2 separate regions of the Homo sapiens genome follow, and region 2 is linked to region 1. The links are chromatin loops, found by intact Hi-C in ENCODE. Cell type or tissue: MCF 10A. All regions are shown on one strand. Links, peaks and the distances in the headings refer to the core of each region. The heading gives the core; the rest is flanking DNA.

Evidence for each region. A loop is a pair of places that touch in the nucleus more often than their neighbours do. Peaks named below come from ENCODE experiments on the same cell type or tissue, not always from the same donor. Only the 100,000 strongest peaks of a DNase experiment are listed, where the experiment ranks them.
Region 2: a loop joins it to region 1, with 9 times the contacts of the local background. A loop is called at or near these places in 6 of 110 quality-filtered maps.

The regions. Positions count from the first base shown.
Region 1 is chr11:92,550,797-92,563,385 of GRCh38, reverse strand. All of the region lies in intron 3 of FAT3 (FAT atypical cadherin 3), which reads right to left. Among named protein-coding and RNA genes, the nearest start is that of FAT3, 330 kb to the right of the region's middle. RefSeq lists an enhancer at 12,071-12,589. In MCF 10A, for the core only: no CTCF peak of the experiment used is centred there; a DNase peak (open chromatin) is centred at 6,755.
Region 2 is chr11:92,879,769-92,892,357 of GRCh38, reverse strand. FAT3 (FAT atypical cadherin 3) reads right to left here. Exons shown (of 28, transcript NM_001367949.2): 23 at 11,474-11,627; 24 at 8,965-9,620; 25 at 5,245-5,358; 26 at 3,110-3,169; 27 at 2,467-2,502; 28 at 1-1,867. The coding sequence ends at 1,245. Among named protein-coding and RNA genes, the nearest start is that of LINC02746, 30 kb to the left of the region's middle. RefSeq lists an enhancer at 2,675-3,874 and a silencer at 5,701-5,995. In MCF 10A, for the core only: a CTCF peak has its summit at 5,860; a DNase peak (open chromatin) is centred at 5,877.

The sequences.
Region 1 (12,589 bases), core at 1,833-9,832:
TCAAAATGTTTTACTTATAAGAGTACATGATCAAAAAGTTGGAAGGCCACTGTGTTAGTCAATCACTAGCATTACTTACAGTCCCTCCCTCTTACTCACATATTTGCTGTTGCTTATATATATAGTCCATATTATGCACAGAGAATTATTTTTATGTTCAGATAATGAAGTAGCTACCCAGAAGCCAATTAGAAAATATTTTCTGAGCAATTACTCAAAAGATGATACTGGACTTGGAAGAGGAGAATCCATGGGTACAACGTAACAAAGAAATAACAGGCAGAAGCCACATTCTCCAGCTCTTTCTAAATTTGGCCCCAAATTCAAAGCTGTTCAAAAAATTTTTTTCAATTCATATGTACTATAGCACTATATGATGGTTAATTTTATGCATCAACTTGAGTGGGCTAAAGGGTGCCCAGATAGCTGGTAAAAACATTATTTCTAGGTGTGTCTGTGAGGGTGTTTCTAGAAGAGATTAGCGTTTTAATTAGTAGACTGAATAATAATCCACCCTCACCTGTGTGAGTGGACAGCATCCAATCTGTTGAGGGCCAGATATAAGAAAAATCCAGGCAAATTTTCTCTCACTCTATTTTCTTTAACTGAAACATCAACATCTTCTCCTATCCTTAGACATCAGAGTTTATGGTTCTTGGGCCTTCAAACTCCAGGAATTATAACAGAGTCCCTTATGCCCCTGCCCTTCACCCTCTAGTTCTTAGGCCTTCTGACTCTAACTGAATTGCACCATCAGCTTTCCTGGTTTTCCAGCTTGCAGATAGCATATCATGGGACTTCTTATCCTCCATCATTGTGTGAGCCAATTCCCATAATAAATCTCCTCATATATATACTATTCATTCTGTTTCTCTGGAGAACCCTGACCTATACACATTGTGAGATAGTATATCCACTTTACAGGTAAGAAGACTGAGGCTCAGCAAGGTTAAGAAATTTACATCAGAGTAACTGGGAGAACATGAAATAAAATCCGTACGTATTTATCTTGGCCTTCTATATGCAAGGGAAAATACGTGAGAAACAGAATGTAGAGAAAGAGAGAGAGAAGATAGGATAGCTTCCATAAGGAATTTCCCATTCTATATGGTAGGAAGTATTGTATATGATACAAATAGGAGGTATTGTATATGAATATAAATATAAATTGCATATGAATATAAACACCCAAGTACTGATTCATATATGTAAAAACTGAATGTTTGTTACTGAAGGGCTTAAAAGTGATAATCAGAGTTAAGGAAAGTCAGGAAAGGGATTAGTGAATACTGCCTGTGGGGAGGTGAAACCATCCAGAAAACAGCAAAGAGGTAGAAAGTAACAATGACCCTAGGCAGGGAATTTAATTACCCACTTTAATGAATAAATGTAGACACAAATACTCCTACTTCATGAGCAGGAGACGTTCTTATTTATTGTTTAAAATTATCCAAATGGTAGGCCAGGCATGGTGGTTCACGCCTGTAATCCCAGCACTTTGGGAGGCTGAGATGGGTGGATCACTTGAGGCCAGGTGTTCGAGATCAGCGTGGCCAACATGATGAAACCCTGTCTCTACTAAAAATACAAAAATTAGCTGGGTGTGGTGGTGCACGCCTGCAATCCCAGATACTTGGGAGGCTGAGGCAGGAGAATTGCTTGAACCCTGGAGGTGGAGGCTGCAGTGAGCCAAGATTGTGCCACTGCACTCCAGCCTGGGGGACAGAGCGAGACTCCGTCTCAAAAATAAATAAATAAATAAATAAATGATAAATAAATAAATAGATAATAAAAGAATCAAAATGTTGATGCCAGTTTGAAACAAACCAATACTCCCTCTGAGAAAACGAAAGAAGGAAGTCACAAGAAGTACGAAAGACAAGATTTTTTATGGGAACAAAGTCCTATATGTAAAGAAATATATTTCAGTACTCTCAAGTATTTTCAAATGCTTAGACTTTTATGGAAATTTTATGAATATTAAACAAATAATTGACTTTTCTTTGTATAAATGTCACACTTTCCTTCAAACAGCTCTCAGAACATTATTAATACATAAGGTAGGTAAGCATCATAATGGAAGCATTTTGGGTAAACACACACACACACACACACACACACACACACACACACACGAAGTAGAAGGATCTGAGAGACTGTCAATACTGAAGGAATAGCTGTAAAAGTATCAGCCATGCTATATTCACTAGGGTACTGTGGTGACAAAAATGTCTGAAATTTGGAGAATTTTCCTTGCAAGTGCCTCAGACAGGCTATTAAGTAACTGAAAATTTTCTTTCCCACAGATAAGTGCTGCCTACCCAGCCTTAAATCACTTTTTAAACATTCTGTCAAAAAAGTTGTTAATATAAGAGAGTACCACATTGACAGGTATTCTTCCTTTTCTAAAAGCTTCTTTTGGCATTTTTAAAGTATGAAAAGTTTTTGCAGTAAATACTCTGGTATTTCTGCAGAAATACTTTTATAAGGCCAATTAGAGGGAACAATGGAATAACAGAAAAGAAGTATAGGATCAGATAAAACACAGAAGCTGAAATATCTGACTCATTCATAAACTGACCAATGAATAACAACAAAGTTCCAACCAGAGATCTGCCAGCACCTACAGTGAACAAAAATGATGTCTGATGAGCAGAATGAGGTATTTAGAAAGCCCAACACTAAAACTGAATGACACAAGTTTTTGTGATCATACACAGCATAAACAGAGTCTTTTTCTTTTTATTGTTTTAAATAGCCATGTGATCAAATTCCAAGATTCTACAACCAGAGAATATGCCCATATAAAGAAAAATATATCTTAGAACAACAAAAGTAAGAAGGAAAACACAGGGGTAAATTTTTGTGACCTTGGATTTGGCAATGGGCTGTTAGACGCAAAAGCAAAATCACAAGCAATACAAATAAAAAAAAAACCTAGACTTTATTAAAATTAAAATGAAAACCCATTGTTCTTCAAATGCCCCTATCAAGAAAGTAAAAGACAAGCCAAATATTTGTAAATCATATATCTGACACGGGTCTTCTATCTAGTACATATAAATAACTATTACAACTCACTAATAAGAAGAAAAATAGCTCAATTTTGAAGTACTTAAACAGACATTTCTCCAAAGAAGACATACCAATGACCTAAGAAGAACATGAAATGTTCAACATCATTGGCCATTAGGCAAATGTAAATCGAAATCACAATAAGATACCACTTAACATCCAGTATGATGGCTAAAAACAAAAAGTCAGATGAGTTTTAAGGAGTGTGTGGAAAAACTGAAATGCTCATAGACTGATAGTGGGATGTATAATGGTGCAGCCACTTTGGAAACCAGTAGGGAGGTTCCTCAAAAAATTAAACACGGAGTAGTAACCATATGCTCCAACAATTCTGTTCCTTGATATATTTGTAAGAAAAGTGAAAATATATATCTATACAAAACTTATATATATTCATATCCTTGTTTCTAATAGTCAAAAGACAGAAACAATCCAAACGTCCATCAGCTGATGAATGGATAAACAAAAGGTGATGTATGCATACAACATTCAGCCATAAAAAGAAATGAAATACTGATACACACAACACAAATGATCCTTAAAAACATTATGCTAAGTGAAAGAAACCAGTCACAAAAGACTATATGTTACGTGATTCCACTTACATGAAATTCATATGAAATGTCCAGCATAAGGGCTGGGCACAGTGGCTCATGCCTGTAATTCCAGTGCTTGGGAGGCAGAGGAAGAGGATCATTTGGGACCAGGAGATCAAGACCAGCTTGGGCAACATAGTGAGACTCTCAACTATTTAAAAAAGTAGCTGGGCATGGCGGTGCATGCCTATAGTCCCAGCTACTCAAGAGGCTGAGGCAGGGGTATCCCTTGAATCCAGGAGTTCGAGATTGCAGTGAGCTATGATCATGCCACTGCATTCCAGCCTGGGCAACAGAGCAAGACCCTGTTTCAAAAAAAAAAAAAAAAAAAGGAAAATAAGTAAACAATCACCCAGCATAAGAAATATATATAAAGAGAAAGTAGGTTAGTTGTTGCTTGGGGCTCAGGGCATAAGAGAGCTAAAGGGTATAAGGTTCTTTTTGAGGTGATATAAGTGTTCTAAAATACATTGTGGTGAAGGTTGCACAACTGAATATATCTAAAAACCATTGAACTGAACAATCTGAATAGGTGAATTGTATGGTATGTGAATGACATCTAATTAAACTGTTACCAAAAAAATACATGCACACACAAATAACAAAAAGCATGTTTTAAATACTATATTATCATAAATCTCAATTTCCTCACCTCTTAAATGGAGAATAGTAATAGCAACCTTATTGGTTGTTGTGACAATTAAGTAAGATGTATAGAAGGAACTTAGCAGGACACCTAGCATGTAACAGCGTTCCAAAGGATTTCTTTAAATCACTGCCAGAAGCCAGAAAATCATTCTGGCTCAGTGTTACTATGCACCAAAGACTTTTCACTGATATTAATACCCTCTAAAAATCCTCCTTGACCCACATTGAATGGGGCTCAGAGGTGAATGAAGGTAAAGAATTGGACCCCTGGAAGGGTTCCAAAAGTTAGCTCTTTGTCGCCGAGGAGTACAGTTTTCCAGCCAGGTGCAAAGCAGCTATTTGGAAAGGCTCCTGAAAAATACTTCTTTGGGTAATCAAAAATATAAAAACACTACACAAACAATTTTGTCCTTGTATTATTAATTACCTTTCGGGACAGAAATAAAACAAAACAAATTACCCCTGCTGAGTAGTATGATAACCAGAGACAGCACCAGATGAGCTAAGCCTGCTTCATGCCAGAGACAAATAGGGCTTGCTCAGTGCCAGAGATAAATTGGACAGCCTTATTTCCTACTAGAAATAACCATCACAATACTAAAGCAGGTTTTAAGTACTCAGCAGCTTAAACACACACGTGCATACACACACACACACACACACATAAACACAACACGTGCACATATGAATCTATCACATACCACACTCACACTTTGGCTTCTGAGACCACTTGAAAAGTAATTGAATGCTAGTTTAAGCAAGAGCTTATCTTCAGGAATGGAAAATTCCCTCTTACCTAAATAAACATTTTCTATAGTTACTAAAATAAATTCCTATCAGTGGTTTGTAATTAAGCTTCCTGGAATAAGCATCCTGACAACTAAGTGCCTCTGTGAGGACAGAAAGTACCCTCTGCTCTCCTGGGGATCACAGTCTTTTGCATGCCTGGCAAGCCCAGGACTTTCCTAAAGAAAGATGCGCTTTATAGGCTGATTCATATCTCTAAGCATGTCTCACAAACCAGGGGGCAGCAGCAAATGCCTGAATGTGATAACAGGAGATATCTAGCCTGGCCAAATAAAAGAAGCCACTCCAAAATAAGGCTCATATAATATGTGGCAAGAGCCTTCAGGCTCACATTTTGTCAAAGGCAATCCTGGTGAATCTTCACTCCAAATAAGTTAGCCCTCAGGAATAGAGGATTGGCTCTTTTATTTTCCTTATTAAATTCAGAACATTTCTAGGTTCCTAGTATATCATAGGCCAAGATTTCAGGACATTTTAAGACATCACAGGATTTCATTTTCCTCCCTTCCACATCAGGACAAAAGTGCAAGTTTTATCACCTCCACTAATGCTCAGGAATTTAAAGGCATCCTACAGTCTGACTGGGGCAGAGAGCTGCAGTCTATACCTGCAGCATGGCTGGATTCAGGTGGGGCACAGAATCTGATACAGAATTTATCAAGAATGGACCAACCTCATCTTGGGAAGGTCAGAGCTAAGGAGATCAGTGGCCTGGGGTTCAACTGGAGAGAAATCTGGCTGACTTCTGGCTTGAGAGTTGGTCACAGCAGTGGGGACATGGCGATACAATGTATGGAGCCACTGCACCACGAAATCTTGTCAGTCTAAGGTAAGTAATCTGAACAGCTCCTTGGAAAGGGATTCAACAAACTCTCTTTAAGTCTTTGCTTTATTACAAGTCATCAGCCCGGGCACAGTGGGAGTCACAGGTGCAGGGGAATCCTGGGAGACGGAAAGACCTGAGGTCACTTCTCTGGCTCCTATAACAGGGTGGTAGTGAGGTACCGTGAAGGTAATAAGCAGCATAATGGTAAGGCCAGGAAACTTACGTCAGATGGAGTCAACATCCTCCATAAAATCCGAACCAAGTTATTCTGCAGAAGGTGAAGATGGAGGAGGGGCTGTACAGGAAAGTAGAAAAGTTTCAAGTAGAAACAGGGAAGAATGCAATAGATAGCGAAAGAAAGATGAAAACTATGAAAAATGGGTTTGCCAAGCAGAAGTTAGAGACCAGTTACAAAGCTGAAAACAAGATATGAATGAGTTGATATGAATTCAACAAATATTCATTGAATCCCTACTCTAAGCCAGGTTTAGATCAGGGGCATAAACAAATGAGGCAGTGTCAGGAGCTCAGGGCAGAGCTGGGAGACAGATACGTAAATGGTACGTTACATTTTAGGGTGTTATGAGTGTTGTAATTGGGCAATCATGGAGCATTTTCGAGGAATAATATGTAATGGAGCTGATTAGCAATTCTGTGACCTTTTTCTCTCCTGTGGTGGGCTTGGCAGCCTAAAAAGAGCAGTTACAACCAAGGACTGCAGGGACCCAGAGTTACAGCATGATAAATTGCGTGTGGAAACTTAAGCATGTTCATGAAACAAAGGTTCCTTGTAGTATTCCAGCACCTTGGAGAGTACCGCGCTCAGTGTAGGGCCTCACAGATATTTCTGATATCAGAAGATGAACACATGAATTAATTAACAAATCACCACAGCTTTTCAATGGGTAGGGAGGCATGTAAACAGAAAAAGAGAACCAAAGGATTATGAGAATTCAGTGTCAGGAATAGGACTTGATAAAAACATACCATCTTTGCCAAGGAAATGGGCTGAAGAATAGAAATGACTTAGATGGAAATGACCCATGGAGGCATTGTAGGCACTGAGACAAATGGTGAGGGCAAGGACAGAGAGGATGACGGCAAGCAAGGCACAGGGCACGTGACTGGTGGGAAAACATCCAGGAGTCTGGTAGATAACAGCTAAAAGAATAGCAAAAATTTAAAAGAAGAGCCTGGATATAAGTCACCTTGAATCCTCTTCCTCCAGGTTATGCAGAACAGGAGAATAGCCTTTACTTGATATGGTTTCCAGAAAAGTGCAGCCCTCTACAGTAAACTGAGTTGGCTATGAGCAAACTCATAAAACAATCATCATAGCCAACATTTGTTGAGCACTTATTATGTCCCAGGTGCTGAATTAAGCACTGTTTCCTTCATGACCTCATATAACACTCACCGTAATCCACAATAAACAGTACTATTATCAGTCCTATTTTTAAACCGAGCAGACCGAGGCTGTTAAGGTTTATGCTTACCTTGCCTGGTCACAAGCCACTAGTGGCAGAGCTGGGATATAAATGCAAAATCACACTCTTAACCAATAGGCTATAGAAAGGAACGACATAATGTAAGGTCTGTGGTGAGTGTGGTAATTTTATGTGTGTTTGTGTGTTTTTCATTAAAAACACAGAACTGCATAAAAGCCTTGGAATGAGTCTGTGAATCCTGCTGATTCTGCCAATGACTGAGCAGGGCTCTGACCCAGTCTTGAGGAAGAAGAGTAGCTGCCAGGATTAGTCAACACAGGCCACTGCTTTCCTTGTCTGCTCAGACACAAGGCACAAAGGGGCAGTGATAAGAGAGCAAGTTCTCTGCTGAGCTTGGCTCTGGGTGTTAGCTGAAAAGGAAATGACCAGAAGGTGGCCTAGACACACCTGAATGAACAAACCAATACAAGCCTTAAAGAAAAACTAGATTTGGCCCAGGAGTTAGAGGTACGCAAACTGTTATCCCAGAGGGCACTTGGCTTAATAAAAAAGAAAAACATCTTCAAATAACCACAGCTTCCCATTTCAATTTAAAACTAATTTTAAGGCACACAGTTTAAGTTATTTCCAATGCAAAGTTACATAATATTACTACTAACCGTAACCAAAGGAAACATATTTTCTCATTTCCCACTCAGCTATTGAAATCGTTAATGCTGCAATACAATCCCTATTACATTATTGTAGTGACAATCACAGAATCGCAGCATCATCTCATCAAGTTATCTCATATTCCAGGAAGAGAACATTTTTCTCTGGGTTTGCAGTACCTGCAAATTTTCAATTGAAAGCACCAACTAGTCCTAGATATAATGGGAAAAAATTGAAACAAGAGTTGATTGGTGTGTATAGTGGGTGTGTGTGGTCTCAAAGCTTTTGTCATGACCATAGGATTGAAAACCATTGCTCTGTAGTAGTATTTTCTTCCTAAGATACTGGCAAATTAGCACAGTCAGACAAATGAATAAAATGATGCTGCTGGCGCTTTAATCCCCAGTGGCATCTTCTCTCGCAGATTATGAGCTTCAGTGCAGCAGACACGGCAGGATCAGAAGCTGCAGAGAAGATGCTTCACACTTCTGTAGTGACAAGCGCAGCAGTGCACATGGCCATCAAAGAGACTGGCAACAACGCACCATGACACAGATAGCACACGGTTCTTCATAAGGAAAGGAGACTTTGCCTGTAACCAGCATGTATGGGCAATAGACAATATAAGGCCTGGCACAAAAGCGGGGCAGAGAATATACTCCTGACTTTTACATTATGTTTAGAAGAAGTGAGATCAAAATTGGTATTAGAGTTAGGCTATAACTGCTACCAGCATTGATCTCATGCACTAAGCCAGGGGTTGCTCCCTACTTCTACAGTATCCCCTCTAGTAATGGCTTTGAAATAGACAGTTAATGCTGCCAACTCCTCCATTCTTTTTTTTTTTTTTTTTTTTTTTTTTTTTTTTTTTTTGAGATGGAGTCTCACTCTTTCGCCCAGGTTGGAGTGCAGTGGCGCAATCTCGGCTCACTGCAAGCTCCGCCTCCCAGGTTCACGCCATTCTCCTGCCTTAGCCTCCCAAGTAGCTGTGACTACAGGCACCTGCCACCACGCCTGGCTAATTTTTTCTATTTTTAGTAGAGACAGGGTTTCACCGTGTTAGCCAGGATGGTGTGGATCTCCTGACTTTGTGATCTGCCCGCCTCGGCCTCCCACAGTGCTGGGATTACAGGCATGAGCCACTGCGCCCGGCCTCCTCCATTCATTTTCTTTCTTCCCTGAACCAAATCCTATCCTGCCCTGCATCTCACAATAACAAAGAAACAGGGAGCTGGACACGGTGGCTCACACCTGTAATCCCAGCACTTTGGGAGTCTAAGGTGGGCAGATCACCTGAGGTCAGGAGTTCCAGACCAGCCTGGCCAACATGGTGAAATCCCGTCTCTACTAAAGATACAAACATTATCCAGGCATAAAAGTGGGCTCCTGTAATTCCAGCTACTTGGGAGGCTGAGGCAGGAGAACCACTTGAACCTGGTAGGCAGAGCTTGCAGTGAGCCGAAATTGCACCACTGCACTCCAGCCTGGGCAACAAGAGTGATACTCTGTCTCAAAAAAAAGAGAAAGAAAGAAAAAAGAAAGAAGGAAGGAAGGAAGGAGAAAGAAAGAGAGAAAGAGAGAGAGAAAGGGAGAAAGAAAGAAACAACGAAAAAGGAAGGAAGGAAGGAAGGAAGGAAGGAAGGAAGGAAGGAAGGAAGGGACGGAGATTCTAGAATTTATGTCTACAATTTTCCCATCAATGCTCCCTAGAGTTTAGGTCTGCTCCCAGTGTGGCCAAGGGCCCAAGGCCCAGGTTCCTTCATTGTTTTGCACAGAAACATCTGGTTTTAATGTGTACTACCAGCCTTCTCACATTCTAAAGTTGAACAGATGCCCGGTAACCTACAGAACCCAATGTCAGAACACACTAGCCATGAATTCCTTCTTTCTGGAAGAAACAGCCCTCCAAACTCTAAGCTCTTTGAAGCTAATACTTGTGCCTTATTCATCTTTGTATCTAATGAAGTAGAGATGTGAGATACATCTTTTGGCACTAAGCAGGAACTCTGCAAACATTTGTGATACCTGATATTGGGCTTATTATTACTTCAAAAAGAAAAGATAGAAAATATCTTATATATGAACAAGATGTGACCTTTGATCTAAGAGTAAAGAATTGATGTTTATAGTTGCAAAAATACAACTGGAATATTAATTTTTCGCAGCATTATTGTAAAAGGCCATAAGGTGGTGATATTACTCCTTGAAAAACCTGTTTTGTTTTTTTGGCTTAGGAATGAGAAGAAGCTGAAAAGTGCTCTTGTTTTTCTGTCTCTCAATTTCTTTTTTTTCTTTCTGTCTCTATCTTCCTCTATTTCCTTCCATATTTCCTCTATTTCCTTCCATATTTCCAATTCTTTTTTCTTTTCTTTTATTTTTTTTTGTTTGAACGTGTCTCACTCTGTCACCCAGGCTGGAGTGCAGTGGCACGATCTCGGCTCACTGCAACTTCCACCTCTGGGGTTCAAGCAATTCTCCTGCCTCAGACTCCCCTGTAGCTGGGATTACAGGCACGTGCCATCATGCCTGGCTAACAATTCTTTTTTTTTTTCTTTTTACTGTAAGTTTTTAAGATATTATGAAAGTGTCAGGGACCATGTTAGATAGTGCTAAACATAAACAGTAGGCATTACAGCAAAAATGTCAACAAATCCTGAGACTTTAAGATTAAAGGCTTTGTTATTTATCTTGTAAATAGCAGACCATGAACTTGAATTCAGAACTCAGTAATCTAAAAATCATAACTCATTTTACCATATGAACTCATTTTCATCTTTCCCTCTCTCTCAACAGAAAATGAATAAAGTACATTCCCTATTTTATTGGCAATAGTAAATATAAGTTCTAGCATACATTTTAAGAACCAAAAATAGAATATTTTTTGTTTCTTTCTCTATAAGATTTTGAAAAGTGAGCTTGTATTTACTAATATAATTCCCATTTAATATTTTCCATGTGAGTATGTGACTTTTACAAAGAGCACTCCAATCTAAATTATTTACAATTTATTTATTCACATTGTAATTCATTAAAAACACATCAAATCTTTATTTTAAGAGAGAAAGAATGTGTCTCTTTAAGTGACTTGTCCATGATTTTCTACTGTTATTCAATAACTGCTTGATGCTGAGAAGGCAGAAATTTTCATTTGAATTCTTGTATTTAAATTTTTACATCACTGGCTGCAACCACGGGGTATGGGCAATTTGTAATGTTAGCAATTTTTTAGATGCTGAATATTAAAATCTACTTTTGTATTTCAAGGATTATTTCTAATTACATGCACAATTGCTGATCCATCTGCCTACTACATAGATGTCTGTGGTTATATATGCTTGAATAATTATTGAAAATTAAATAACATCATAAACAGTCAAATTAATTTATCTGAGCATACCAAAGGCAGGAAGCCTGCTCTAGTATAAAACATTATTTGCCTGGAGAAACATAAAGACAGATTTATCTTATACACCAAATTTCTCACATTCTATTCTAACTTGATGGAGTTTTCTTTGTTTTTGTTTTTGTTTTCTTAAAGAAACCCGAAAGTTGAAACACAAAACACTTGAGAAGTATTATGGAATAGCAACACACCTTAGCTAGATGAGTAATTTAAAATTTTAGTCTAAATATATTTCACTGTCAAAATAAGTCCATAGTGTGTCTCCTCTAATAACATAACCAAGTACAGCTGTTTCAGTAAGAAATGGTTTCTTTGAATGTTTTAAGATAATACAGAATTGTAAAAGGAAAGATTCCTCACTTGTCTTCTATTTCTACAATAGCAGGAGTCATTGTAAAATACAGAAGGTTGAACTGCAGGGTCTATGAAAATTGAGTTAATCCAAATTTCAGCAGAAGGCTTGAAGAAAAGTTTATTGATGAGAAAACACACACACACACACACACACACACACACAAAACAAAAAAAACATGGGACCAAGATCACCTAGGCCCAAGTTGCAATCAGATGGAAGGCAGAGGAGAATGAGGCCCCATATTTTAAATGCAACCAAGATGGATAGACATTTACAGAATAGTTTTCCCAGAGTAGAGAGATTTAGAAAGCCCTAGAGAATGCAAGTTTGAACCTTGTATTTCTACTACAGGTTCTTTCAGAAGGTGAAATTCAGACAGGATCCAGATACCTGCTGTAATTGAGGTATTTGCTCACCTCCAATTGGTCTCTAACTAACCTTTGGAGCTCAGCCCTGCCTCACAGGGATCAGATCAGGGCTGTGAAGAATAATGGGTGGACAGGTATCAACACTCTGTCTGAGACTCAGCCTCATCTTGGCCAGATAGTTCAGAATACGGGGACTGGGCGATGCTTAAAGACTGAGGATGGTGTGATTTCAAGGTGATATCAATAAATCAAGAAGAAGAGGGCTTCCAAATCAAATTTAATACCCAAGGAAAGATTTGCATTTCAATATGGAAGGGCACTCCTTTTGCTAAGCACTTTAAAGACCCAAATATACCCATGCCAGGGACATTTTAGCATGAAGCCTATAAAGAAGTACACTTGCACACAAAAC
Region 2 (12,589 bases), core at 2,627-10,626, 330 kb before region 1:
ATATGGCATTTGATGTTTCTCTAACACCATAGAGATCAGAGAAATTGAAAGGTATGCCATGCTCGCCGGCAGAATTTTCAACATGGTCCATTTCCCAAAACCTTCACATTAGCTTTCCTCAAGAGCAGCCTTACTGAGTGCAAGCACATATTTGTACATAGGCCCAGACACACACACACTATTATAATTTATACACAATAACTAGTCTACTTTCCTCTTTTCTTAACATAATTGTATTTATAATGGTGATGCTACCGATTTAGAATAACAGACACCTTTCCTCTGCATTATGAAGAATTGTGATTATCTAGGCCGCAAACTTTGAAGGTATCGTTTTTTCTTTTTTCCCCCCTGAATTTGTGAGTTTTGCTTAAACTTCTAAAAATATCTAATTGTAGAGAAGCTATATGAACAAAGCCAACTTCTGTAGCAATGTTAGATTTACCAACTGGAATATTTACCAGAAAACACAAAACCAACCAGATAATCACATTCTTTCTAATGTTCAAACAACTTTAACTTCCTCCCCCACCCACCAAATGGAACCCAAAAAGCCTCATGTTGCTCTTCATTGATACCTTTCTTGAAGATCATAAAACCCAACTATATTAGATTGGATGCTTAACACAAACAAACAGAAATAACTGAGCATACTAAACATGTTATTCAAGCCTAATTTTATAGCTGAAAATTGGGCAGCTTATCAAAAAAATAGAGTTGATTTAAAAGGCTTCAGCCCATTTTCTGGTTTGTTTAATAATATTTGTTTCTCTTCTCTTTCGCCTAAGAGACTAACTTTTCCAACAATCATTACTACTATTTTCATTTCATTGGCTCAAAATTACATGCAACAATGCCTCTTTGATTGTTGCCAGTTTTTAATACTGCAAGGACTGATGCTGTAACACTTTCCAGGGCACAATACTGCACAAAGCCATACAAGACTGGCTGTATAACTTAGTGGGTGAAATAATTTTTCCCTCTTTGCATTTTTAGCTGTGAACATAGGTACCTACATCAAGGATTACCAGTCACCTCTCAAAAACAATTTCTGAGCCTTTCATTTTCACCCAACTGGAATCAAGCTTGCTTGTTGGGACAGTATGACTTGTGAAGAAGTTTCTAGTGGAAAAATACAGTATTCCCTTCTCATTCCACAGACAATGCTCCACTGGGACAGAAGCCCAGCCAATCTGCTTCCACTTTTCTGTAACAAACAGGGTGAAGTACCCAAGATGTGATGTCTACACTTGAGTCTGATGCTGAGTCTCCACAAAGGGAATGTGAAGGCTGGCGAGGCTGAGCTCTCCCACGCTCTCGTAGTCACTCATGGCTACTTCGGAATCGTCAAAGCCGCAGTTGGCAGACACATCCGAGGATGAGGTGCCTCTGGAATTGTGCAAGGACAGAGACACGCTGTCTGCTGGGCCTGTGGGCTCTGTGCCCTGGTTCATGCTCACAGCAAAAGTACTAAATTCACAGCTGGCAGGCGGGCCCACCAAATCCGTTTCGTTGGGGAATGGGTGAGGAGGGAGATACTGGCTAGGATGAAACTGGGGCCTTCTCCTGCAGTCTGGGCTCAGTGTGCTGGCCAGGGAGACAGGCTGGGAGGGTGGCAGGGCCTCATATTGGTCTGGGAAGTCCTCCGGGAGAGGAGGAGGCAGCTGGTCCTGACTCAAGAACTCCTCTTCATGAGGGGGTGGGTATTCACTGTCAATGTCATAACCACCCAGGTAGTAATCGCTCTCCAGCTCCCGTGTGCTCCCCTGGTGTGCAGACCCTCCATCCTGGTTCTCATAGTTGGGCACTTCCTCTATGTCCGACAGGCGGGCCCCTGGCATCCAATCAGAGGTGTCCCAGTGATAGGCTGCAAGAGAAAAACCATGACAGTTAATTTCCTCTAGACTGGAGTTGGTGCTTTGCTGGGAAAGGAGCAGGGAAGGGACCTGACATGCAATTTTTAGCATCCAAGAAACCCTAAGAAGCTTATTACAAGGGTCTATGGGGCCAGCCATGCTTTGGCCTGCGGACAACAAGGTGATGGCAACTCTGACAGGTTGATGCCTGGTTGCTGCAGAGCCTCACACTCAGCCATGCCATGAGACGAAGAGCGAGGGCACGCCGAGGAGACAGTTCCAGGACCCCTGAGTACTGTCCCCACTCCCTCTTCCTAGACACATGCTATTGCAGAGCCAGACTGGCAACATGCTTGCAGAGAGGTCCATCAGCTGTGCTGTGGACCACAGGAGGCAGGAAGGCGTGCAGGCAAATGGGTGAAACACACGCACAGAGGATGAGGCTAGGAGGGGAATGCTGGTGGAGCTTTCACCTCCAATACTGAGCGCACGAGACACCTGAGACATGCAAAATTCAGATCAGGGCAGAGGCACAGGAACAGGGTAAGAATGAACTCAGCAATTCAAAACAAACACACAAAAAGTTATGCTAGGGTTGCGGCACAGTCACCTCGGTTGTAGTTCTGTCCTTGGTCCATGACAGACACTGTTTAAATACAAAGTGAAAAGTAAAACTGACAGTCCAAACCATGTGAAGAGGGATAAAACAGAACATTTGAGATGACTTTTAAAAACATACTCCTAAAGGCCTGTGGGCTACGACTAAGTTTAGCCTTTTTTATTTCTTCCCATTGTTATTTAGGGAAAAAACAAAGCAAAACAAAACAGATAAATCACATTTATGCCAGGCCCTAATTTTATTAAGTTACTAATAAAAGTTACGTGGTTGAAATAAGTATCCATAATATTGCAGCTGTGAATGATTTCTTAAGGATTCCCAGCTCATAATAGGTGCTCAATGAACACATGTTGAATATAAAGATAAATTTAGTATTAATCTGGATTGCAACTAATTGGGTGCTCTTTTCTTGAAAGGGATTTTATAAAGAGGGTACCTTATATATTTTTTACAAATTATGAACTGGGTTTTTTTTTTTTCAAAATTTTAAAACAGATCCATAAATATCCCACATCTCATCAGAAACCAGCTGTTTATTGCCCCCTCTGTGGCCAATCCATTAAAATCACTCCTAGTCCAAAGTAACAAGGAAGCAAAATTTCAAGAAATGCTATGGAAGAAAAAAAGTAAATACCTTCATTCTCTATAGTGTCAACTACATTGTTGACAAGCTGAATGACAGTCACTATGGAGGCTTGTGGTCAGGAAAAGAAGTCGGAGGTAGGGGAAGGACAGCTTCAGGTTAGTTGTATATTTTAAACACACCTTATTTTAACAACAACAACAACAGCAACAATGAAGGTGCGGCATGCAAACACCCAAAGCCTCCCCACAATCTGTTAGGAAGTGTATCAGTGGACACCTTTATCTAGAGGGTCCCGGGATTTGTGGAATGGAAGATAAATGGCAGCAAATCCAATGCCAGTCCTCCTGAAAGGCAGGATAGGTCATGATTGCTGAGTCATAAAGTCACCCCTCATGACTCAGCAAAATCAATTTAGGAAGGCAGTGGCTCATCAAGCTCTTGCTAATTTATCGTTAACAACTCCCAAAGGCTCTCAGAGGAAGACCTCACTATTTCCGGGGATAATTATTTGTTGGTCAGTCATGCTGCTCTGAACCAAATGCCAGTGATAGAGGATAACCTTTGCAGGGTTGATGGCTTCACGGTCACATAATGCCACTGACAGCCCAGAACGACCCAAGGCCTAGCTCCCACCAGTAAAGTGTGGACAGAAGTCAGCATTTGGCCTCTCGAATAATTAGAATAGAGAAGGAGATATCTGTGGTCTATATGGGTTGCCTTAATGCTCAGTACAAAGGCTTGTGGAGAGGTGATCAGGCTTAAAACCAATTTGATGAAAGTTCCTAACACCACCTGCCTCATTTGGGACCAACTTGGAAGGTTAACCCTAAAAGGGCAAGAGTGTGATCCTCAGGGTGCACACAGCAGAGCCCATGAGAACAGTTAACCAGGCATCATTGTTGGAGCTGCTGCCTGGACTCTGGACTCTATATTCTTAGGTATTTCTATATAAAGTGCAAACTAGCCACAGCTTTTCTTCTGGCTAGGGAGGAGGAAAAGAGGATACATCAAGGCAGACAGATCTGGGAGTGTGTCTTTGACCTTCCGATAATGGTCAGAAAAAGTCCACTGTTAGGTGATTTGTTGTCCCAGTAGATAGATACACTGAAGGCATCTGCACTTCTCAGAAGTGCCATCATTTGAAAGTGGTGATGAAAATAGGCTCTTTTACTTCCATGATTGCTTCTATGGTCTTGGAGCTCACCTGTTTCTGTATTTGCCTTGAAGACAAGGGCTATGCCTTTCTCATTTTGTACTCTGGGAAAAGGACTCAGCACATGCAAAAAATTCAGCAAGGATTTATAGATTGAATGATTACATAAATTAATAAGTATCCATTTGTTGCTAGTTGCTGACAAATGGGAAAATGACCTAAGGTAAGGCTGCTTGTCTCTGTGGATGACTGTTTGAAATTATTCTTAGTTTACCCAGCACGTTGAAAACACTCACTGTTTTATGACTGTTCCTGCTTCCCTCCCCTGCCCTGGGGAGAACAACCCATCCTCCGAAGCTGGTTCCTCAGCTCAGAAAACCCAGTCCAACATTAGCACCCTCTCCATAAGCATAAGTTCACAAGAGGTAGAGGTAGCAGCTTTGGAGTGTCAACAAAGTCTGTGAACCACGAGAAATTGCATGCAACATTTTGGGTGTATGTGCATTTTTCTAAGGAGCTGCTTCACAGTTTTTAATAAATTCTCCAACAGCCCATAACCCAAATGATTACAAGGGGGATTCAATTGAATGAAGATTCCACTGGTTCTATAAGAAGGTTTTTGTCTCTGAACTAATTTCTAATGACGGGGATGTTGGATGTACAGTGAAGAGGGAAGAGATCATTGGTAAAATAAAAAAAGAAAGAAATTACTCTGTCTGCTAGAGAATATCATTTGGGATGAAGTAGTTCCACCACAAACCAAATAAAAGAGGACTCACTACTGGAGGCCCAGGGTAACTACATCAACCCCTGATACAGATCTCTGGGCCTGCTCACAGCTACAGCTCAATGGGGGCTCCTTTGGCAATGACACCCAACAATGGAGTAAACCAGGGACCTGGTGAACACGCTCAAAAGCCCATGAACAGGTTGAGAAACAAAGCCAGTTGCACCACCCTCCTCCCAACCATGGTCTTCCAGAACAGGAAGCAGAACCCACCCGCTCCGAACAAATCTGATGACTTCTTACCATTGTCGTCACCAGAATCTGACTGGAAGGAGCTGAGGGACTGAACTTCAGAGTTGCTGCCTTTATTACTACCTGCAAAGCAGGTCACTTCTCCCGGGTCATCAACCCCTTTGTCTTCATGGACAGTGAAAGAGAAAGCAGAAATTACACTGGTTACCTTGTGCCTATTTCCAGTCCCACCCACCCCTCTCAGCTAGTTCACTTCTCGAGGCACTTTCATTTGCTTAGAGAAAATAATTTAGCTCCACAGTAGAAAATTGACTGTGCCACTGGGGGCAAAGTTCTGTCAATCAAGTGATTTACATTATGGATTCGAAACCCTTAGCCCATAGTAAATGAGCTTCCAAACAGCTGACAGCCAAAAGTGGCTGTTTCTTCCTCGAAGTGAAGCAACTGAGTGAAGAGTGAAATGAGGATGAAGTGGCTGCATTGCTCTTTGCCATTCAGAGTTAATTTACATCATTTACATGAACTGATGAGGTGTCAACACCAGGTTAAATGAGATAACTTTTAAAATGGGGTATAAATATTTTATAGGCAAGAATGCCTTTACATTTATCCTAACTTCCATCTCTGGACAGTAAGTGGAATTTTCAGCTTTGCCTCCTAGAGGGCAGCATTGTATCATTTTTGGGAGTGACCATGTTCTGCACCCTGTGTCAGGTAGGAGGGCTGGCAGTGGTGTGGATATGCCCTTAACCACATATGTCCTCCTTCTTTACCGTACAAAGACAGTCAGAAACACACAGATGCACATGCGTGCACACACACACACACACACACACCAGGGCTACTTTCTTATTTGATGGACTAAAGGAAGCAATAAAAACAGCCTATATCTTGAGGTTGCCAAGTGCAAAATGAATTAGTAGCCCAGAAATTGTCTCACCAGCTAACTCTGCCTTGCTTAACAAAGAAGGAAATGTATTCAATACAACCCAACAATACTTTGGGGGGAAATGTGAGTTTTGGCCTGAGGTGAATTCTGGAAATAAAGCTGTCACATCAGCAAGGAGTGAGGGCAGTGATCACCAGGAAGAGCTGCAAATCATCATGTAACGCAATGGTACAAAGAGATACAGACTTGTGATTAAAGGAACATTTGTTCCTCTCCGTGGCCACAGAAATCACGTTTCTTCCAAAAAGGGTGGTGTCAGGAACAGGCATGGTGGCTCTGCATCTGCTGTCAGAGGCTGAGGCCACAGGAGTTGGCTAAACGACCGATGTAAGTGGAGAGATATGCCAGGGAGACATTCACCTCCTAACAGCCATGTTGCAGAAAATATGACGATGAGCTTCAGAAAACCACAAGGTGTGCACAAGCTTAGCCCTGAACACAAGGAAGGAAATGACAAATAATCCACTCTGGTGAATGAAGTGCTGAGCATAAAACTCCTTTCTCCACTCCTTCATTTATTAACTCCCCCCTTTTTTATTGCTAAATAAAAAAGAGCCTATTAGCTAGTGGATTGGCAAGATTATAGTGGAGTCTAACTCAACAGATAATTTGAGAGGGAGTATATTTATGGCTGAAATTCAAGGGCAACTGCTTAAAATACATGTGTCTACAGAAAGACAATCAGCAGATAGCAAGTTGGGGCAGCACTAGAATAGAAAGAATTCATTCTTGGCCCTCTGTTATCACCAAGAAATCCTCTTCCTCTAATACCGCTCACCCTCCTTCCTGCCAAAGCTCCCAAGAACAGTGCTGGTAAGAGCACAGGTTTTAATCCTAACTTCTCCTTTTGCTAGTTAGGTGCCTTCAGGTGCGTATTTCACCCATTGAAGGGAGTTTTTTCCTCCGTGGAATGATGGCCTGGTAATGGTACCAACATGGGGGCACTATGATGGTTTAAGGAGATGATGCAACACACAGCAGTGTGCTTCACATTCACCTGCTGCCCTGACTTTCTCATCAAACCTCTTGGTTCTCAACCCTTGCATTCTGGCTTCTGCCTTGATGGCTCTACTGAGAAGCTCTTGAGATGCTGACTCCTCTCGTCATCAGGCTCACTATACATCTATTTTAGCCTGTGTCCTCCTTGGCGGTTTCACAGCATTCAACACTGATGACCTTACTGACATTCTCTTGGCTTCTGCACAAGGGTCCTCTCCTTTTCCCTCCTCTTTCTTTGTTGGCAAGTGTTTGTCTCCTTGCCTGGCTTCTCCCCTTCTGCCCAAAGCCCACATGTAGTCATCTCCAGGGTTCTTTTGGAGGCCTGGTTTGACCATCCTCTCTGTTCTTGTTCCCTTGGTGAGTTCACCCTCCTACAGAGTCCACCATCCTACATGCAGATGTTGTTCAAACTTTCACTTCTAACCTTGACCTCTCACCTGAACAACAGAGCCAGACATCTCTCGGGTAACCCTTTACTTGTCCTCTACACTGAGCTGCTTCCTGTTCCTGGGAGGGCATCTCCAAAGTGTCCTACTGAAATCTTACTCATGCTTAAAGATATCAGTAGGAATATCCCCTTCCTCCATGAAGAAAACCTTTATCTCCCTGGCTGCCCATGGTCTCTAGCTCCATCTGAAAACTTCCTGTTTCCTCCTTCTCCCTCAGCATATGCCACAGTGCTATAACCATAGCCTTCTAGGCTACCTAGGACACAGCTGCTACTGCGATACAAAGCCATTTGTCCTGATGAAGTTATAGGTTACAGCAAAGCTTCCTTTAGTCTCCTTGTGATGGACACTACAGCAGGGAAAACAATCTCTCACAGAGATGTTCACAGAGAGTACCTTACTGGCCCTCTGCTTTCTTCCCTTTTTGGGAAGAAAGCCTGTTCAATTTCTTCTCCTAGGATCAGCCAGAGCCAGCTTTAAAAAATGTAAATTATCATGCCAGTCACTTACTTAAAAACCTGCAATAGTGCTGCTGTTAAAATGTATCCGTTCTCTGGTGCTCAGCAAGCTCCAACTGCACCGACCTCCTCTGTGTTCTTCTACACACCAAGCTCCTTCCCACCCCAGGACTTTTGCACCTGTGGCTCTTCCCTGTGCCTAGAATGTTGCTGTGTGAGGCCAAGTGAAGAGGCAAACACCTCCATCTGGCCCAGACCACCTTTCTGCCTTGTGGATCCCCCTCTTGTTTCATGGTCTCTACATTCCAGCCAAGAAGAAATGACTTGCTTTTCTTCTGATCACATGGGTCCCCCTACGGTGGAATATCCTCCTTTCCCCAGACTCTTTAACTCATCATGGTCCAATTGAAGTGTCCCTCTGCTTCTCTCAAGTCTTCATTCTAAGACTGGAAATACTCTCTTCTTCCAGCCTTCCAGAGCACACTTCTGGACATCACTCAAGTGGCTTTTTGCACTTTGTACATAGGCCCAGACACACACACACTATTATAATTTATACACAATAACTAGTATACTTTCTTCTTTTCTTTTGCACTTTGACCAGTGGCCCGCTATTGTGAGAAGAGGATGGGTTTTGGAGCCTGGAAGACTTGAGTTGGGGTACTGACTGCCTCTTACTAGCTGCCTCACCTTGGGCTCATGATGTTACCCTCTCTGAGCTTCATTTCTCCCATCTGTAAATGGGAACCAGAACCAGGACAATTTTCCAGAGCTGGTGTGCACATTCGACATCAGCACATGTCATAGCGAATGCTCTGCATGCGGGGTCTCTCTCCCTTCCCGTAGCGTCCTCGCACAGCGCCCCTGCAGGTTCCCTGTAAGCACCGAGGGGTGAGCATTACCACTTCCTACTCACTCTCAGTTCCCGCGTCCCAGCCATTCTTCCGGATGGAGTCGCAGTCGGAGCGGCAGGGTGACACGGCGGGGAGGTTGGGGGCCACACTGCACACGACCACGCCCCGCCGGGCTGTCAGGATGCGGGGCGACTCAGGGTGAAACGTGGTCATTTCCTGGTGCTCGCCTCCCAGCCCGTCCACGATCTTATCCAGGTTGCTCCTGGAGTCACTCTGGAAGCAGGGTGTGTAGGCCATGGGGCGCACGGGGACCTGCGGGGGCCCCACCTCCTGGTAGACGTTGCGGCCGTCCCCACTGCCGCGCAGGTTCCGGAACGGGATGCCATTGCTCTTGTTAAGCAGGGCGGCGGTGGCCGGGTCCTGCACTAGCGTGATGTTGTTGCGGGAGTAGTTCTTGCGGAAGACCTTCTTGCGGAAGACTATGAAGAGAACCACCAGGATGAAGATGACGAAGAGGACCACGGCGATGCCGATGAGCTCCTCCTTCCCCACGTAGGAGTGGCCAGCCTGGATATTGGGTACCACCACGGGGCGCAGCCCGCAGTACTGGCCCACGTAGCCCGGCGTGCAGTTGCAGAGGAAGGAGCCGAACACGTTCACGCAGGAGCCTCCGTTCTCACACTCCTCTCGTTCGCACTCATTGATGTCCTCCTCACACCTGCGGCGACACAGAAGCCCCTCCCCACCGTCAGGACCAGTGCACACACGTTGGTATACGGGAACTCGAGAAAACACAGACATCTTTAAAAGAAAACGATGCACCTAAAGGGTACAGATGAAGCAGGACAAAGATGGTTGGTGGGGGGGGGGAGGGGGAGTTAATTTAGGCATTTCTGTGGCCACTGTGGTCCCCAAGTCATCACCTTGCCTTAAGGTGTTCCTCCCAACCCAATCTCTCCCAGGTCTTCCTTTCCTACCTGGGTTGGGGGAAAGGAAGAGACTGAGGTGGGAGAGGAGAGGAGGAGAAAGAGAAAGAATAACAGATGCTATTGAAAAGGTACTGGACTCCAAATCCGCGGGAGCAGATGCATCTCAGAATTTAAAATTGTGCAGTTTTAGCAAGGACATGCAGCACATATCTTTCACATTATGTAAAATACTCCTCCCCCTCACAGAAATTGGTGCTGGCCGTAGTATCCCATAATCAAAAATACCAGTGTTTCTGCAGTGAAACATATGGATATTCACACTAAATGAGAGAAATAAAGAGTAGAAAGAGCCTCAAAACAGTTTTGAACAGGTTTTGCCACCAAATTAGTTTGCCACTAACATACTCCAAACCCTTTAAGTTCTCAGAGCTTTTGGGATTGTAGAATTGCAGACAAAGAGCTGTGAATCTATATATCGGTTATAGGTTTTCCCCAGAGGAAAGTCTTTGGTTCTGACATTTTCCTCTAATGGCTACAGTAATTTTTGGTCCCTCTGGGAAGCTGGGGGCTGCAGGTGGGTGGGTGAAGGGCTACATGTCTTCAACATTCTGTGCTTATGTTAAAGGCTAATACTCATGTAGATTTTCAGGAAGAATGACTAAAGCATTCTAATGAAAAATAATTAAATCAATTTTATTCTCTTTAAAGCAATCCATGACTCACTTTGAGTATAATTATAAGGCAAGTGTTTCAGTCTTATTCTTTCTTAGCTTAGTATTATTTGAGAACATAGACCTTCTTTTTCACTTTTCTCTATTTCAGCAATTTTTCTGATATTTAAAAGGTCCAATCACCTATATTTTTGGTAATCTACCTTTTAAAATGTAGCCAAACGAAACCTAATTTGAACAGATAGAGGTGAGGACAGCCGGAAATTAGTCAGAATCACAGAGTATTTAAAAATAAATGCCGCTTTATTACTTTAAATTACATCCAACGATTCAAAATCAGTTAAGTATTTCCTGGTAAAGTCCTCGGGAGATTTGCTCTAATGAATAAGTAAGACTGATCTGTAATTAGAATATCACTTGCTTGAGATTACATACATATACTTCTAAAACGATCAAGGATGGCTGAAAGTGGCATTTTACTAGGAATTTAAAACGGTCTCTTTCCTTTTGGCAAATATTTAATTTTGTTTCTTTCTTATGAAAGAAAGGTTTGCAAAGGGAAGGTAAGTTTCAGTATCTCAGAATGATCAAAAAACAATAGGCCGTAGAGTCCAGTTAATGGATTCTGCGGAAATGGGTAGTATGTCTGCCTCCGAATTATAATAGAAATATTAGGTGGCCTAGATGACTTTCTTTTCTCCCTAGTTACAGACTACATAGTAATCATACACAATTTTGAAGGTATAGGGAAACATAAAGTAGAAAATATGAATTACTCATGACCCTACTACCCAGAGATAATTCCTATTAACATTTTAGTCACCTGTAAGCACTCCTTATACGTATCGTGCAGATGTTAACCCTTTGCCTGTACTATTAGTGGTAAATATTTTACCCTCATTAGTTGTTTACTGGTTTGTTGTAGCAATAAAGAACAGTGTAGAGAAAGACACTTATGTAATCTCACTTACGTGACTCCAGTGAGCCCAGCTTTACAATTGCAGATGAAAGTGTTTCCTATTGGATCGCAGGATCCTCCATTCCGGCAGGGGTTTGGGAAGCAGGCTGTAATCTCAGATTCACAGTTTCTCCCCGTAAACTGTGAGAGACAGGTACACTGATAGCCTGGGGAAACAGAGGACCTCATGAGCCATGGATGCCACTGCTAGGGCTGAGTGCTTGGACTCAGCTATAACATGTCCTCCTAATTCTTTGTTGAACCGTATAATAGGAAGGGCCCAAATTCCAAAGGTGGTTAGCAAATTGATTGCTTGAAACATCTTGCCACAAAAATGCCAAGTTACAGTTGGGATTTCCTGCTAGCCCACAAAAATTCACCTAATTAACCACATACATGAATGCTAGTGAGAACTGTAAGACCCACCCAAGGGACAGATTTCAAGAGCAGAACCCAAGATGGGGAGGAAGATGTTTTCTCCCCGGCACTATTACTGCACAAGGCAGATGCCTCCAGACAGGAGTGGTTTACTATTGATACCATGCTACCTCTTTTCCTGAGTCACTGTCCTATCTCGTGTGCCCCTTCTCCTTAGCCAAGTACTGAAATCCCACCCAGAGAGGGAATGAGGGGAGAGCAGGTAAAAGGATATTTGTCAACTCAAATGAACCCCAGATTGGCAAAGGCACAGGGAAATGGAAGGAATTCCAGCCTTTGCCCAGCTCCCCTGGTCCGATCCTGATTTTTGCATTTTTTTCACTTTCTCCCCTCATAAGCCCATCATGCAGAAATTGGTAGTAATATAATATCCTCACTACAGAGAATATGAAATATCAGATGTGGAAAGAGGCATTATCGACCTCTTGAGATGCATTATCTCTTGAGATGGAAGGGATGAATAACTAGTAAGGGTGTTCTTTCTTCCCTCCTTTAAAAAAAACCGTAAGATTTGTTTTTTTAAATTACAGATATACATGCACATAGTAAAGAGGAAGGCAGTTCTACAAGTTTTATTTTGTCCACTAGCAGTCTTCTCTCCCATTTACACTTCCTCCGAAGCAACCTGGGTATCCCTTTTGGTATTTCAATATTTCCTTCCATAGTATTTGACTATTTTTGTGATTATTTT